Regions from separate parts of the Homo sapiens genome. Here all the other regions are linked to region 2. A link is a contact called in ENCODE Hi-C or POLR2A ChIA-PET data. All regions are on one chromosome and are shown on one strand. Each heading gives the region's core, a stretch centred on a gene start or an enhancer-like site at or near the end of the contact. The rest is flanking DNA. Distances are from core to core; before and after follow the strand shown. Region 1 overlaps AFF1 (ALF transcription elongation factor 1). Region 2 overlaps AFF1 (ALF transcription elongation factor 1). Region 3 overlaps AFF1 (ALF transcription elongation factor 1).

The links. Hi-C counts contacts between places; a loop is a spot of excess contacts on that map. ChIA-PET counts read pairs that join two places held with the same protein, here RNA polymerase II (POLR2A). Pooled maps may share reads with other maps.
Region 1: a pooled map shows a loop between it and region 2 (2.7-fold over the local background). The contact joins two enhancer-like sites. A Hi-C loop is called at or near these places in 3 of 37 single-sample maps with no recorded cell type and 9 of 50 pooled maps. POLR2A ChIA-PET finds 5 or more read pairs at or near these places in 8 of 52 experiments (AG04449, HEK293, HepG2 and 5 more).
Region 3: a loop to region 2 is called in a map of tibial artery, with 2.8 times the contacts of the local background. The contact joins two enhancer-like sites. A Hi-C loop is called at or near these places in 82 of 168 maps with a recorded cell type or tissue (A673, B cell, CD14-positive monocyte and 48 more), 37 of 37 single-sample maps with no recorded cell type and 49 of 50 pooled maps. POLR2A ChIA-PET finds 5 or more read pairs at or near these places in 31 of 52 experiments (A549, AG04449, AG04450 and 25 more).

The regions. Positions count from the first base shown.
Region 1 is chr4:86,975,023-86,979,256 of GRCh38, forward strand. The region is part of intron 2 of AFF1 (ALF transcription elongation factor 1); the gene reads left to right. Among named protein-coding and RNA genes, the nearest start is that of AFF1, 42 kb to the left of the region's middle. Within about 2 kb of position 2,254, at least 9 of the 41 ENCODE cell types and tissues checked have a DNase peak (open chromatin) inside an H3K27ac peak, as active enhancers do; they include PC-9 and endothelial cell of umbilical vein, where a contact is called at or near this core.
Region 2 is chr4:87,090,304-87,094,891 of GRCh38, forward strand. It overlaps AFF1 (ALF transcription elongation factor 1), which reads left to right. Exons shown (of 21, transcript NM_001166693.3): 7 at 1,490-1,526. Among named protein-coding and RNA genes, the nearest start is that of KLHL8, 130 kb to the right of the region's middle. Within about 2 kb of position 2,633, at least 23 of the 41 ENCODE cell types and tissues checked have a DNase peak (open chromatin) inside an H3K27ac peak, as active enhancers do; they include GM12878, PC-9 and endothelial cell of umbilical vein, where a contact is called at or near this core.
Region 3 is chr4:86,996,093-87,000,593 of GRCh38, forward strand. The region is part of intron 2 of AFF1 (ALF transcription elongation factor 1); the gene reads left to right. Among named protein-coding and RNA genes, the nearest start is that of AFF1, 63 kb to the left of the region's middle. Within about 2 kb of position 2,164, at least 3 of the 41 ENCODE cell types and tissues checked have a DNase peak (open chromatin) inside an H3K27ac peak, as active enhancers do; they include GM12878, where a contact is called at or near this core.

The sequences.
Region 1 (4,234 bases), core at 1,004-3,503, 120 kb before region 2:
CTCCCTAAAGAAAACTATTGCAAGTCTCTTTGCAACCCAATACGCACTTATCTCTTTAGTGCTTTTCCTACTTCTCTCTTGTGCACCCTATAATACAACCTCAGTTTTTGCTCCTTTCCCCCAAAAGCCATGTTTTCCCATTCCTCTGTGTTTCTGACCATATTGGTCCCTTCCGACACTACTTTGTTTTTTTAGGGAAATCCTATTTATCCCACCTTAACCTCTTTTTTTGTTTGTTTTGTTTTTGAGATAGCGTCTCACTCTGTTACCCAGGCTGGAGTGCAGTGGTGCAGTCTCTACCCACTGCAGCCTTGACCTCCTGGGCTCAAGCCATACTCCCACCTCCACCTCCCAAGTAGCTGGGACTACAGGTGCACACCACCACACATAGCTAATTTTTATATTTCTTGTTGAGATGAGGTTTCACAACATTGCCCAGGCTGGTCTCGAACTCCTGGTCTCAAGTGATCCTCCTGCCTCGGCCTCCCAAAGTGCTGGGATTACAGGTGTGAGCCACTGTGCTCAGTCTTCCACCTTAATCTTTATTTGGTTTCAGTCCAACAAATAGTTATTGAGGTTTTCCCACATGCTGTGTGTTGAGGATACAAAACTCATTAAGACAGCCTTTTTTTTCTCCCCCCAAGGAACTAATACAAGGATGCAGGTATATAAACACTTAATACTACCTCCTTATCAGAGTTAGGTGTTGAAAATACAGTGACAAATAAAACACAGTTATTCTTTTGCCCCCATAAGGTGTATGTTGTATTGGGGGAGACAGAAGTCAAATATTTAAAATTGACCTATGAGAAGTACTGTGAAGGGGGAAAAGCCCCTTTGATCTGAGAAAACAAGTGACTTGAGAGGGCATGAAGATCAATTTTAGATAAAGAGGAGGGTCAGGATTGGCCTCTTTGAGGAGGTGACATTTTAAAAAAGACATTTAAACAAGTAATTACGGTATCATATAATAATTATTATAGGGTGAGTATAGCAGGCCTACGAGAAGAAGTGTAAATGTAAATGAATGGTTATAATACAGTGTGTTAAGTTCAATGATGGAGGGATGTAACAAGGAAGGGAACTTCTGTAGTGGGAGGGGCACACAGAGTTTTTATTGCCCTGCAGTGGAAGGATGTGGGGAGGGTTGGCTGTAGGGCTTTCCATGCAGAAGCACAGAGGTTTAAAACAATTTGGGTTGTGTTCACAGTATTTAACACATCTATACTCACATTCTGGTATTATTACTGGCATTTTGCATTGCAAGGAGCCCAGAGGCAGGTAAGGAGGCAGAGAGGTGGGTGGTGTAGAAAGGCGCTCCGCATTATGGAATCAACCATGGAATCAACCTAGGTGCCAGTGGTAGACTAGATAAAGAAAATGTGGTACATATACACCATGTCATATCACGCACCCATGAAAAAGAATGAGATCATGTCCTTTGCATCAATGTGCATGGAGCTGGAGGTCATTATCCTAAGCAAACTAACTCAGAAACAGAAAACCGAATACCACATGTTCTCACAAGCGGAAGCTAAATATCAAGTACATATGGACAGAAAGAAGGGAACAACAGACCCCAGGGCCCTACCAGAGGATGGAGGGGGAGGATTGAAAAATGACCTAACATGTACTATGCTTATTACCTGGGTGACGAAATAATCTGTGCACCAAGCTCCCACAACATGCAATTTACCTGTATAACAAACTTGCATGTGTACCCCTGAACCTAAAGTAAAAGTTAAGAAAAAGAAATGGGCTCTGGAGCCAGAACTGGGTGCCTACCTCGGTGTCTCACATGCCCATACCTGATGTCTAGGGCAAGGTTTGTAACTCTTTGTGCCTCAGTTTCCTCATCTGTAACACTGAAATGATGATAGCACCTACCTTGTCAGGTTATTGTAGTGATTAAGTAACTTAATACTTAGGAAATTCTTGGAACAATGTCTGGCACACAGCAAGTGCCCAATAAATGCAGGTGATGGTGCCTGTGGGCATTTTATTGCATGGAAATAATCTTTGACCTGTTGGAAATCCATGAAGGCCTATTTGCAGTGGAATAACTTGATCATGTTTCTGTTTTTCAAATACAGTAAGTAGTCCCCCCATATGAGACAGATACATTCTAAGACCCCCAGTGAGTCCTGAAGTCACAGATAGTACTGCACCCTATACACTATATAGTATGTATTTTCAATCTCATAACTGAAACAGCTACTGAGTGACTTACAGGTGAGTAGTATCTGTAGTGTAGATATACTGGACAAAGGGATGATTCACGTCCCAGGTGGGACGGAGAGGACAGCGAGAAATTTCATCACACTACTTAGAATTGTGTGCAATTTAAAACTTATGAATTGCTTATTTGTGGAATTTTCCATTTAATATTTTTAGACCTTGGATGACTGTGGGTAACTGAAACCATGGAAAGTGAAACTGCAGATAAGGGGGGCTTCTGTATTGTTTTAGAGGGAGTGTGAGCATGTGTGTTAGGAGGGGGCTGGAATTGCATTTCTGTGGATTCTCCAACCTCACCTTTTTCCCTCACCCCCTGCATAATTACCTGTTCCTTCACCTGTGTTCCCATGGTGTCTTATCTCTGCTGTGGCGTTTTCCTATTGTATTTTATAGTCTGTGTTTCTCATACTAGACTGGGTCCCCTCAGGGTGTTAAGGACTATGTGTTACTCATCTTTACATCCCATTGCCAAGAATAGTACCTAACACTGGCACATACTGGGCACTCAATAAATGTTTGTTGAATTGCTTTGAAAGGTTTACCAGGGAGTTGCCCTAACATAATTCTGGAGAAAGGTCCTCCCATAGAAGAGTCTGGGCACGTTGCTATGGGAGAGTGTTTTCTTTGTTTCACACACCAAGTATTTATCGAGTGCCTACTGCACACTGTGCTGTGAGGGGATACATAGATGAGTCAGACGTGTACTCTGCCCTGGGTTGTGTTGACTTAATCGTGGGTGGAAGGAAGATGGTAAATGGTTGCTGATAGGTTTAATGAGAAATAAGCTATGATGTGGTTTAGTTGTATTTGGGCTTTTGTTTAGAAGCATAATTATTTCAATCAAAGAATGTTAGAATTTTTTTAAAATGATGTCTCATTGATGGTAGCTTACTTCTCTTACTTCTCATTACATTCACTTTTTTTTTTTTTTTTTTTTTTTTGAGATGGAGTCTCGCTCTGTCAGCTAGGCTGGAGTGCAGTGGCACAACCTCGGCTCACTGCAACCTCCACCTCCTGGGTTCAAGCGATTCTCCTGCCTCAGCCTCCCGAAGAGCTGGGACTACAGACGCGTGCCACCATGCCCAGCTGATTTTTGTATTTTTAGTAGAGACGGGGTTTCACCATATTGGTCAGGCTGGTCTTGAACTCCTGACTTCATGATCCACCCACCTCGGCCTCCCAAAGTGCTGGGATTATAGGTGTGAGCCACCATGCCCGGCCTACATTCACTTTTATATTATGATAGAATCTGTCTAGTAAATTTCATAGTGTAGTTTCTTTTTAAATTTTTATTCTTTTGGAGACAGGGTCTTGCTCTGTTGCCCAAGCTGGAGTGCAGTGGTGCAACCAATATAATATAAAGTTTCATAGTGAGCCTGCTTGTTTCTTGGATTTTAATCCTGAGTAGAAATGATTCCACTTAAGGTGGGATATATCCTTGTCTGTAGCCAGAAGACCTTCATGAGCTCTTGCTACCTTTTCTTGGATTTACTTTGTAATCAGTGTTGCGTATTATGTTTTACTGGAGGTGCCTAGTTACAAGGTTTTATTACAGCAGTATTTCTAAACATTTGGTTAGTCTGTCTCTGCTTTTCCCACCATAATTTTCTAGCACTTGTAGCTCACCTTATCTCCCACTTCCCTTTTTAAATAGAAAACAGGCTTGTTCTGTTTTGACCAGGTATAACTCTTTGCTCAGACTGTCTCTAAAGCCCAGAAAACTATTCCTCTAGTGGTCCAATGAAGTGTTCCCCATTGAAAGTTTGCCTCATGTACTCTCAACTCCAGTGGTCTTCAAACCACTGGAATCACTGAATACCGTCTCCTTTGCCTCTGCCTCTCTTTTTATTTTTTTGAGACAGAATCTTGCTCTGTCGCCCAGGCTGGAGTGCAGTGGCGTGATCTCGACTCACTGCAACCTCCGCCTCTTGAGTTCAAGTCATTCTCCTGCCTCAGCCTCCCGAGTAGCTGGGATTACAGGCATGTGCCACGAAGC
Region 2 (4,588 bases), core at 1,383-3,882:
TCCAATACGTTCTCTCATTTGAGGATCCTTACTTTAGAGATGGGAGAACAGAGGGGCAGGGAAATTGAGTGTGTGATTTCTCGTTCAGAATTAGATATATGCACATACATCTTACATATCTCACACTCCCTACATTTTCTTGAGTTTAATGTGATCAGTTACACTAGTGCTGGTTTAATAACAAGCAAATAAACTGCTGACTTGTGTGTTTCTGTTACAGTATTTATGAACAATGCGTTAAAACACTGCCATTCTCCTTTTTTTTAATTTATACTTTTGGATAACCTTCAAAATGTAGAAATAGCACCTTCAGATCTGTGTTTTGTTCAATCTGATATGCATGTTCATTGTTTTATATACATAATACATATATTGAGAGAGTGAGAGAGCTATTCCTTTCCATGATACTGTTGTGAAAAGTAGTTCTAGGCCAGGTATGGTGGCTCATGCCTGTATTCCCAGTACTTTGGGAGGCCGAGGTGGGTGGATCACTTGAGTCCAGGAGTTTAAGACCAGCCTGGGCAATGTGGCAAAACTTTGTCTCTCCAAAAAAATACAAAAACTAGCCAGGTGTGGTGGCATGCACCTGTAGTCCCAGCTACTTGGGAGGCTGAGGTGGGAGAATCACTTGAGCCCAGGAGGTTGAGGCTGCAGTGAGCTGTAATTAAGCCACTACACTCCAGCCTAGACAACGGTGAGACCCCGTCTCTCTACCACCAAAAAAAAAAAAAAAAAAAAAAAGGTTCTATCTACAAAAACTCAAATTTGCTACTTTATATATTTACTTATTTTCTAATAATTTTTAAAATGTAACTCATGGACCGGGCATGGTGGCTTATGCTTGTAATCCCAGGACTTTGGGAGGCTGAGGCGGGTGGATCACGAGGTCAGGAGATCAAGACCATCCTGGCCAACATGGTGAAACACCGTCTCTACTAAAAATACAAAAATTAGCTGGGTGTGGTGGCGGGCACCTGTAGTCCCAGCTACTGGAGAGGCTGAGGCAGAAGAATCGCTTGAACCTGGGAGGCAGAGGTTGCAGTGAGCCGAGATTGCACCACTGCACTCCAGCCTGGGGTAACAAAGCGAGACTCCGTCTCAAAAACAAAAAACAAAACAAAAAAAACAGTGACTCATTATTGCTTGTTTTAAATTAAAGCACTAAGCTCTGTAAAAATATCTTTGTGCAACAACAAAGGAAAAATAAACTCTAGGAAAGAAGAGAAGCAATGAAAGCTAAAATTAGGTTAATCAATATTTTCAACTTATGCATGAAAAAAGTTTGAATAGATGGATAGCTGCAAGTCATAATGAAATAATTATAGAATCTGTGATGGGTAGTATGGGTATTCTCTACACTGTTTCCATTTTTCTAGATATTTGAAAGTTTCATAAGACTATCCTTTTAATACTAAAAGCTCAACGGTTTTCTCTTTAACTTTATAAGCCTTAATCTTTTAATAATTAGATATTTTTATTTTCTTTCTAGGACTCTCAGCATGTCAGTTCTGTAACCCAAAACCAAAGTAAGTAAATTTGAAACTGCTTATTGGATTGGAGAACAAAGCATAGCTTTTACTGTTTAACGTAAAAACATTAGTAAAAAATGCCCCAGCAGAGATGAGGCCTTCCTATGTTGAAAGAATAGGAAAGGAGAACAAATATAAAACTATTCTTTATGTGGGATTTAAAATTGTTGACCAGGCGCAGTGGCTCATGCCTGTAATCCCAGCACTTTGGGAGTCCAAGGCAGTTGGATCGCTTGAGCCTAGGAGTTGAAGACCAGCCTGGGCAACATGGTGAAACCCTGTCTCTACAAAATTAGAAAAATTAGCTGGGCTTGGAGTCATGTGCCTGTGGTCCCAGCTACTTGGGAGGCTGAGGTGGGAGGATCACTTGAGCCTAGGAAGTAGAGGTTGCAGTGAGCCAAGATTGTGGCACTGCACTCCAGCCTGGGAGACAGCACAGATCCTGTCTCAAACAAACAAAAACCAAAATAAGATTGTTGCAAAGAGTTAATAAAGATGTTTTAGTGAAATACTAAACAAATGCAGTGTGGTATTACTGACACATAGTAGCTGTACCAAATGTGACTCTCACAGCTAGGAATTGTATACAACAGTAGATTGGAGTGTGTCATTCTTGTGTTTTAAAAAACAAAACTAAGAAATTTTTATAAGGAATATGACATACAGTTTGTCTAGCCCCACTATATTTGTTTGCCATGTAATTCTTTTTCAGCCTGAGGGTTAAATCTGCCCTGCAGCTAGTTTTTGTAAATAAAGTTTTATTGGGACATAGCTGCACCCATTTATCTAGTATTCTACAAAGTATAGCACAAAAAACCTAAAATATTTATTGTCTGGCCTCTGTAGATAAAATTTGCTGTTCCCTGCTGTAGAGATACTGAATAAGATCTTGCAAAGAAGTCATAACTAAAATTTCCCCAAAATGCAGATAAATAAACCCGACTATATTGCTACAGTATTGTATGAGTAGCTAGGTAAAATTAACTGAAATGGATGGCTGCTTGGGAAGATTGGGAAATCTTTTTTCTCCACATCTTGGCAGCTAGCCCAGACCAGTGGAGTGTGCACAGGTCTGAAGGCAGAACACCAGCTCAGCCGTGGGTGGGGTTGCTATGCACCACTCTGCCCCCACCTTCGGTCTGCTTGGGTTGCTGGTCATGCAGGTGGCATGTCTTTCACGGGGTTGCTCATGGTTTGTTTTATTGCTAACTCATGGTTTAGAAAGAACCTTTAGTCCATTAAACCATTTGATTTCCCCTTTTAGCAAAATATAGTTGAAGATGAACTGATAAGCACTTTCTTGGCCAGGGATGGATCATCCTCTTGCCCTATGCAGTAATGTGGGTCAATTCCTTGTTACTCTGATGAGAAATTGTCCAACATTGGTGGGTCTCCTGGAGGTCCTGGCTCACCAGCTGCTTACCCCCACATCTTTTATGCTGCTGTCACTTTATTCTGCTATTCCGGCAGCCTTATTTATCTTTGTGAGAATGTGACCTGAAAAAGAGGGATCTAGTTTGTTGCATGTAGGATGAAGAGGATGGTGGGGTATGGATGGATATAGCTTTCAGTGAAGAGAAGACAAACATTTCTTAAAGTATGCCCAGCAAGTCAACTCTGATTTCTTCAACACTTGATCTTATGGTACTGGTACATAGGTTTTAGAGTCTCTGGAGAGGGGAGGTAGGGGGATTTTACTTGGATGCCCTAGTGTTATATGTCCACAATTGCAAAACCCAGACCCTGTGGAATTTAGAACCCAGGCAAGATGATCGTGTGGAGTCCCTGTGAATGGTCTGAAGAGGAGGGGCCTCTGCCCCTCTCGTTTGGAGTCTTGGTCCTAGCTTTCTAGACAGAGGGGAGGCCATTTGAAAATATCATATAAGAGCTGCTGCCACCATGAGGGCAAAGTGACTAATTGCAAATATGCAAGGGTCTCCACATGACATTTGTGGGAAATGTCATTCAGCCCTGCCTAAAAGGTACCCATGTTTCTTTTTCACTTCCAATTCTGTTTCAGGTCCCTATTACCTCATGTCTAGACAAATGCAGCTGCCTCCACACGTAACATTTCCTGCTCCCTTCTAAGTTATGCCAGGTAGCACTACCAGAGTAATCCTTCTGAGGAATCACTGTGTCATGTTCCTGTTTAGATCATTGATGTGTCTCATAGCCCAGCAAATACAGTCATAACTTCCCATCCTGGCCTTCAGAGCCCTCTGAAATCTGCTTCCGCCTGTTTCAGTGCTGTCCAGCACAGATTCTGCACCTCAGCCCTGCCCTTTCCAAACTCAGACCCTCTTCTTCTTGTTTGTTCCCACTGTCCTCTCTCTCTTGCCAGCATCACTCTGCCAGAATCTTGGCTGTCCTTTGTGATACAATTCATTTTGTTCTTTCTTTAATTTGCTGCCTTTGGTATTACCAAGAGAGCAACCATTCTGTGATTTCCCAGGGCAGTTAATTTATGTATTGACTTGTGTACTTAATCTCACAGTGCCTTGGATTATAGATATTTATGGACCCGTTTCATGTCCCTCAGTCAACAGTGAGCTCTCTGAGGACAGGGCCAAATGCCTTAAACATGTTGGTATCTATGAGGTAGTCTATAAATAGCTGCTGAATGAATGAATTGCAGGTGGGGAGTTGAATAATGAAGGGACAGGTGGGATGGAGAGCACCTAGGACAGAGCTGTCTAAAGAGAGTGATAACAAATCACTAATATCTTTGTAAAGTCACATGGGACCCAGGGCGCTGGGAGCATAGCCCTGGCAGAGTGCTTCCATGTGGGCCTCCACCCCTGTCAAGGACAGGGAGGTCTTCCAACAGGTAGGTAAGTTCCTGGCGTCATAGGTAGGGTATGCTGCAAGCAATGATTTTCAGTGTTTTTGGCCTATTGAGAGGTTTTTGATTCTGAACCAAGCATTCTCTCTAGAAGTAACATAAATGTCATCTTATAATGCTAAGATTGTACCAAGTGCAGTGTGTTTAGGTAAAAACTGGGGACCGACATAAAAGAACTCACAACTAAGGATCTTGTAAATATGTGTCATTGTGCTGC
Region 3 (4,501 bases), core at 914-3,413, 95 kb before region 2:
AGGGAGGTGGGGGGGTCAGGCCCCCGCCCGGCCAGCCGCCCTGTCCGGGAGGTGAGGGGCACCTCTGCCCGGCCGCCCCTACTGGGAAGTGAGGAGCCCCTCTGCCTGGCCACCACCCCGTCTGGGAGGTGTACCCAACAGCTCATTGAGAACGGGCCATGATGACAATGGCGGTTTTGTGGAATAGAAAGGGGGGAAAGGTGGGGAAAAGATTGAGAAATCGGATGGTTGCTGTGTCTGTGTAGAAAGAGGTAGACATGGGAGACTTTTCATTTTGTTCTGTACTAAGAAAAATTCTTCTGCCTTGGGATCCTGTTGATCTGTGACCTTACCCCCAACCCTGTGCTCTCTGAAACATGTGCTGTATCCACTCAGGGTTGAATGGATTAAGGGCGGTGCAAGATGTGCTTTGTTAAACAGATGCTTGAAGGCAGCATGCTCGTTAAGAGTCATCACCACTCCCTAATCTCAAGTACCCAGGGACACAAACACTGCGGAAGGCCGCAGGGTCCTCTGCCTAGGAAAACCAGAGACCTTTGTTCACTTGTTTATCTGCTGACCTTCCCTCCACTATTGTCCTGTGACCCTGCCAAATCCCCCTCTGTGAGAAACACCCAAGAATGATCAATTAAAACAAACAAACAAACAAAAAAACCCACAAATATTTATGTTGAAACTTAAACCCGATGTGGCAGTATTAAAAGGTGGAGCCTTTAAGAGGTGATTGGATCGTGAAGGATCTGCCCTCATGAATGAATGCATTCAAGATTAACGAGTTTATGGGTTACCATGGGAGGAGAACTGGTGGCTTTTAATTTAATTTAATTTTATTTTTTTGAGAGGGAGTCTTGCTCTGTTGCCCAGGCTGGAGTGCAGTGGCACGATCTCAGCTCACTGCAACCTCTGCCTCCCGGGTTCAAGTGATTCTCCTGCCTCAGCCTCTCAAGTAGCTGGGATTACAGGTGCCCACCACCATGTCTGGCTAATTTTTGTATTTTTGGTAGAGACGGGGTTTCACCATGTTGGCCAGGCTTGTCTCGAACTCCTGAGGTCAGGTGATCCGCCCGCCTTGGCCCCCCAAAGTGCTGGGATTACAGGCATGAGCCACCACGCTTGGCCTGAACTGGTGGCTTTATAAGAGGAAGAGACCTGCAGTAGCATGTTTGCATGCTCAGCTCCCTCACCATGTCACTTTGGGACTCTAGAGTCCCCACCAGCAAGAAGGCTTTCACCAGGTGTGGCCCCTTAACTGTGGACTTCCCAGCCTCCATAACTGTAAGGAATAAATTCCTTTTTAAAATAAATTACCCAGTTTCAGGTATTCTGCTATAGGCAGCAGGAAATGGATTAAGGCACATGCATTCTAAATATTTAAAAATGCATACTTGGGCTGGGCGCAGTGGCTCATGCCTGTAATCCCAGCACTTTGGGAGGCCGAGGCAGGTGGATCACAAGGTCAGGAGATCGAGACCATCCTGGCCAACACGGTGAAACCCCATCTCTACTAAAAATACAAAAAATTAGCCGAGTGTGGTGACGGGCGCCTGTAGTCCCAGCTACTTGGGAGGCTGAGGCAGGAAAATGGTGTGAACCTTGGGGGCAGAGCTTGCAGTGAGCCAAGATTGTGCCACTGCGCTTCAGCCTGGGCAACAGATCGAGACTCCATCTCAAAAAAAAAAAAATGCATACTTAAGAGAAAAGGATAGAAAAAAACAGGCCTAAGAAGCTGAGTGAGGCTGGGCATGGTGGCTCACGCCTGTAATCCCAGCACTTTGGGAGGCCGAGGCTGAGGTCAAGGACTCCAGACCAGCCTGGCCAACATGGAGAAACCTCGTCTCTACTAAAAATACAAAAAATTTGCCAGGTGTGGTGGCACATGCCTGTAATCACAGCTACTTGGGAGGCTAAGGCAGGAGAATCGCTTGAACCCAGCAGGCGGAGGTTGCAGTCAGCTGAGATTGTGCCATTGCACTCTGGCCTAGGCAATAAGAGCGAAACTCCGTCTCAAAAAAAAAAAAAAAAAAAAAAAAAAAAACAAGAAAACTGCGTGGACAGCTTTAGTATCAAGAGGGCAGAAGTAGAACCAATGGAACAGGGCTCTATTTTAGCTTCATGAGAGATAGAAGTTTCTAATCCTCATCATTGGCCTGCTGTGGAAGGGGCTGCCTTGTAATGACAACAGATGTCCCTGGAGACATGCAAACAAGCTAGTCTCGCTAGAAGAAAGAGCATTCTTGCATGGAGAAGTGGATTAGATGACCCTTACCTCCTTCCTGGAACTAAGACTTGATTATAGTTGTTTTGTTTTTAGAATAATTGTGATTCAGTTTTGTGACTACAAAAACAGGTGTGTGTTCATTTTATAACGTTTAGACAATTTTTAAATACCCAGAAGAAAATAACGTCATCTGACTGTTCCATTCAGAGATACCTACTGCTAGCATTTTGCTACAGAGGCCCCATCAATCTTTTGAATACACATTTCATTCAATTTTGATGAAGTGGGATACTAACAAACATACTGTATTGTACCTGTTTTTTTTTCCTTTTAAAAATTATTGTATTTTGTACCTGCTTTTTTATTAATCAAAAAACTCTGATACTATGAATGTCTTCCTTGTCATTAAGTATTTTTTGTAAAACAAGAGGGTGAAAGCTTATTCAGTGGAGGGGGTGGTAGTGGTGATGGGAGGAATTAGAGATCAGTGTTATAAATTCAGAAATAAAGAGAAGTATCTAAAGTGAGCTCTTCCCACTCCCATCCCTCTACTTTCAGTATCTCAAGAAATCTCTGGGATTTTGGTAGCAATATGTGTGGAGAACAAGCCAGGAAAAGGATCTCTAGTTTGGATGATTGGTGATTGGCTCATAAATTAGGGGCCAGGAGGAATGGAGTGGGTTGGAATTGGGGCCATTCAGATGAATTCTGGCCTGGTCTGGCCTTGGGACCATTTCTCAGGCTGTCTCTTTCTCTTCCCTGTTTCCCTTTCCTTTTGAAAGGCATCACTACTCCTTCGCACTCACTGGTGTTTGCTATTCAACAAATTATTAATGTGGCTGATCTTATTTTAAGGGGTTTATTGCTGATCTTCACAGTTAAAAAACACACGGTAAAATATGGAATGTTTTAGTTTTGTGTTAGCCAAGTCCCTCCTGATCTGCTTATAGGAAGCTCTCTTTGAATTCTGCCTTCTGCTTTTATTCCCAAGGAAGGAACTAACTAAACACACTTTTCCCCTAGTCTTTTTTAATTCCTTTTTTTGTGAAGGAGATACTATCTTCTTCCTGTATGGAGAAACCACCCCTTACAGACCCTAGAGGCAGCTAAGTCTCATTGATAGATATCTCTCAGCATCTGTTGTAACTGCATCCAGATGGGGAGGATCTTATTGTGTAGACACAATGAGAAAATGTTCTATTTTGGACAACCTCCCAAGTGCCTTTTCATGCCCAGGAAAGTGTTTTGGGGCATCTAGAACAAATAGTCTTGGAGTTACAGAGAGAAGTTTAGGTTGGAGTTACACATTTAGAGAGTTACTGATGATATTGTACAAGACAGCATTTAGATTGAGAAGAGACAAGTAAGGTTTGTTAGAACTCTATCCTGGATCCTGGATGTGTGAGCAGAAAGAATTGTAAAATAAGATTGAGTTGCTTGAAGTCTGCAGAGAGCCTTTCATGGGAGGTGGTCACTGGCATCATAAAGGAAGCCGACTTCTCTTGGTGTAAGAAGCTTGGCAGTGATGGCAGAAGGAGACTGGGTGGTAGCGTTTACAGAGAAGAAACCAATGTATTGGGAGAAATGCCTTGTGCTGGGACTAGGGTAGAGAAAATAGATGATGAGCCTGGAGCATCCTGTAGTAACAGAAAGGAAAGGGTGCTCGAAACACAAAAGGATGGGGCATGTCAAAGGGGCAAGGAGCCAACCTGAAGGGGCTCCCAGTGGCCAAGGCTGGAACAATTTGATAACAAAATCAATCATGTAGTGGCTTATGATACAAAGTTCAAAGGAAATACCTGTGAGAGCATGCTCATATAAATAAATAATTGAATGAGTAAATAAATGGAGAAGAGGCAAATCTTTCTTAGAGAAGAATTTCAAATATGTATAGCTATTACCACCCCTTTTCCTGTGTCTGCTTCATTCTCTCCCTCCTTTGAAGGGAAAACAGCCAAAACCAGATAGAGGAACATTCTACGGGATAGCCAGCCTAAACTTCTCAAAACTGTCACGAAAAACAAGGAAAAACTGAGAAATAATGCAGTTTTAGGATACCTCGGGTTGCATCTTGGACCAGAAAGATGTCATTGATGGAAAAAGTGGTAAAATCAAAACAAAGTCTAAAGTTTATTTCATAGTAATAGACCAATGTTGATTTCTCAGTTTTGGCAAGTGGTCAATGGTAGTGTAAGATATAAACAGGAAACTGGCTGGGTGGGGGTATAATCCTTTGCAACTTTTTTGTAAATCTAAAGTTATTCTAAAATAAAACATTTATTA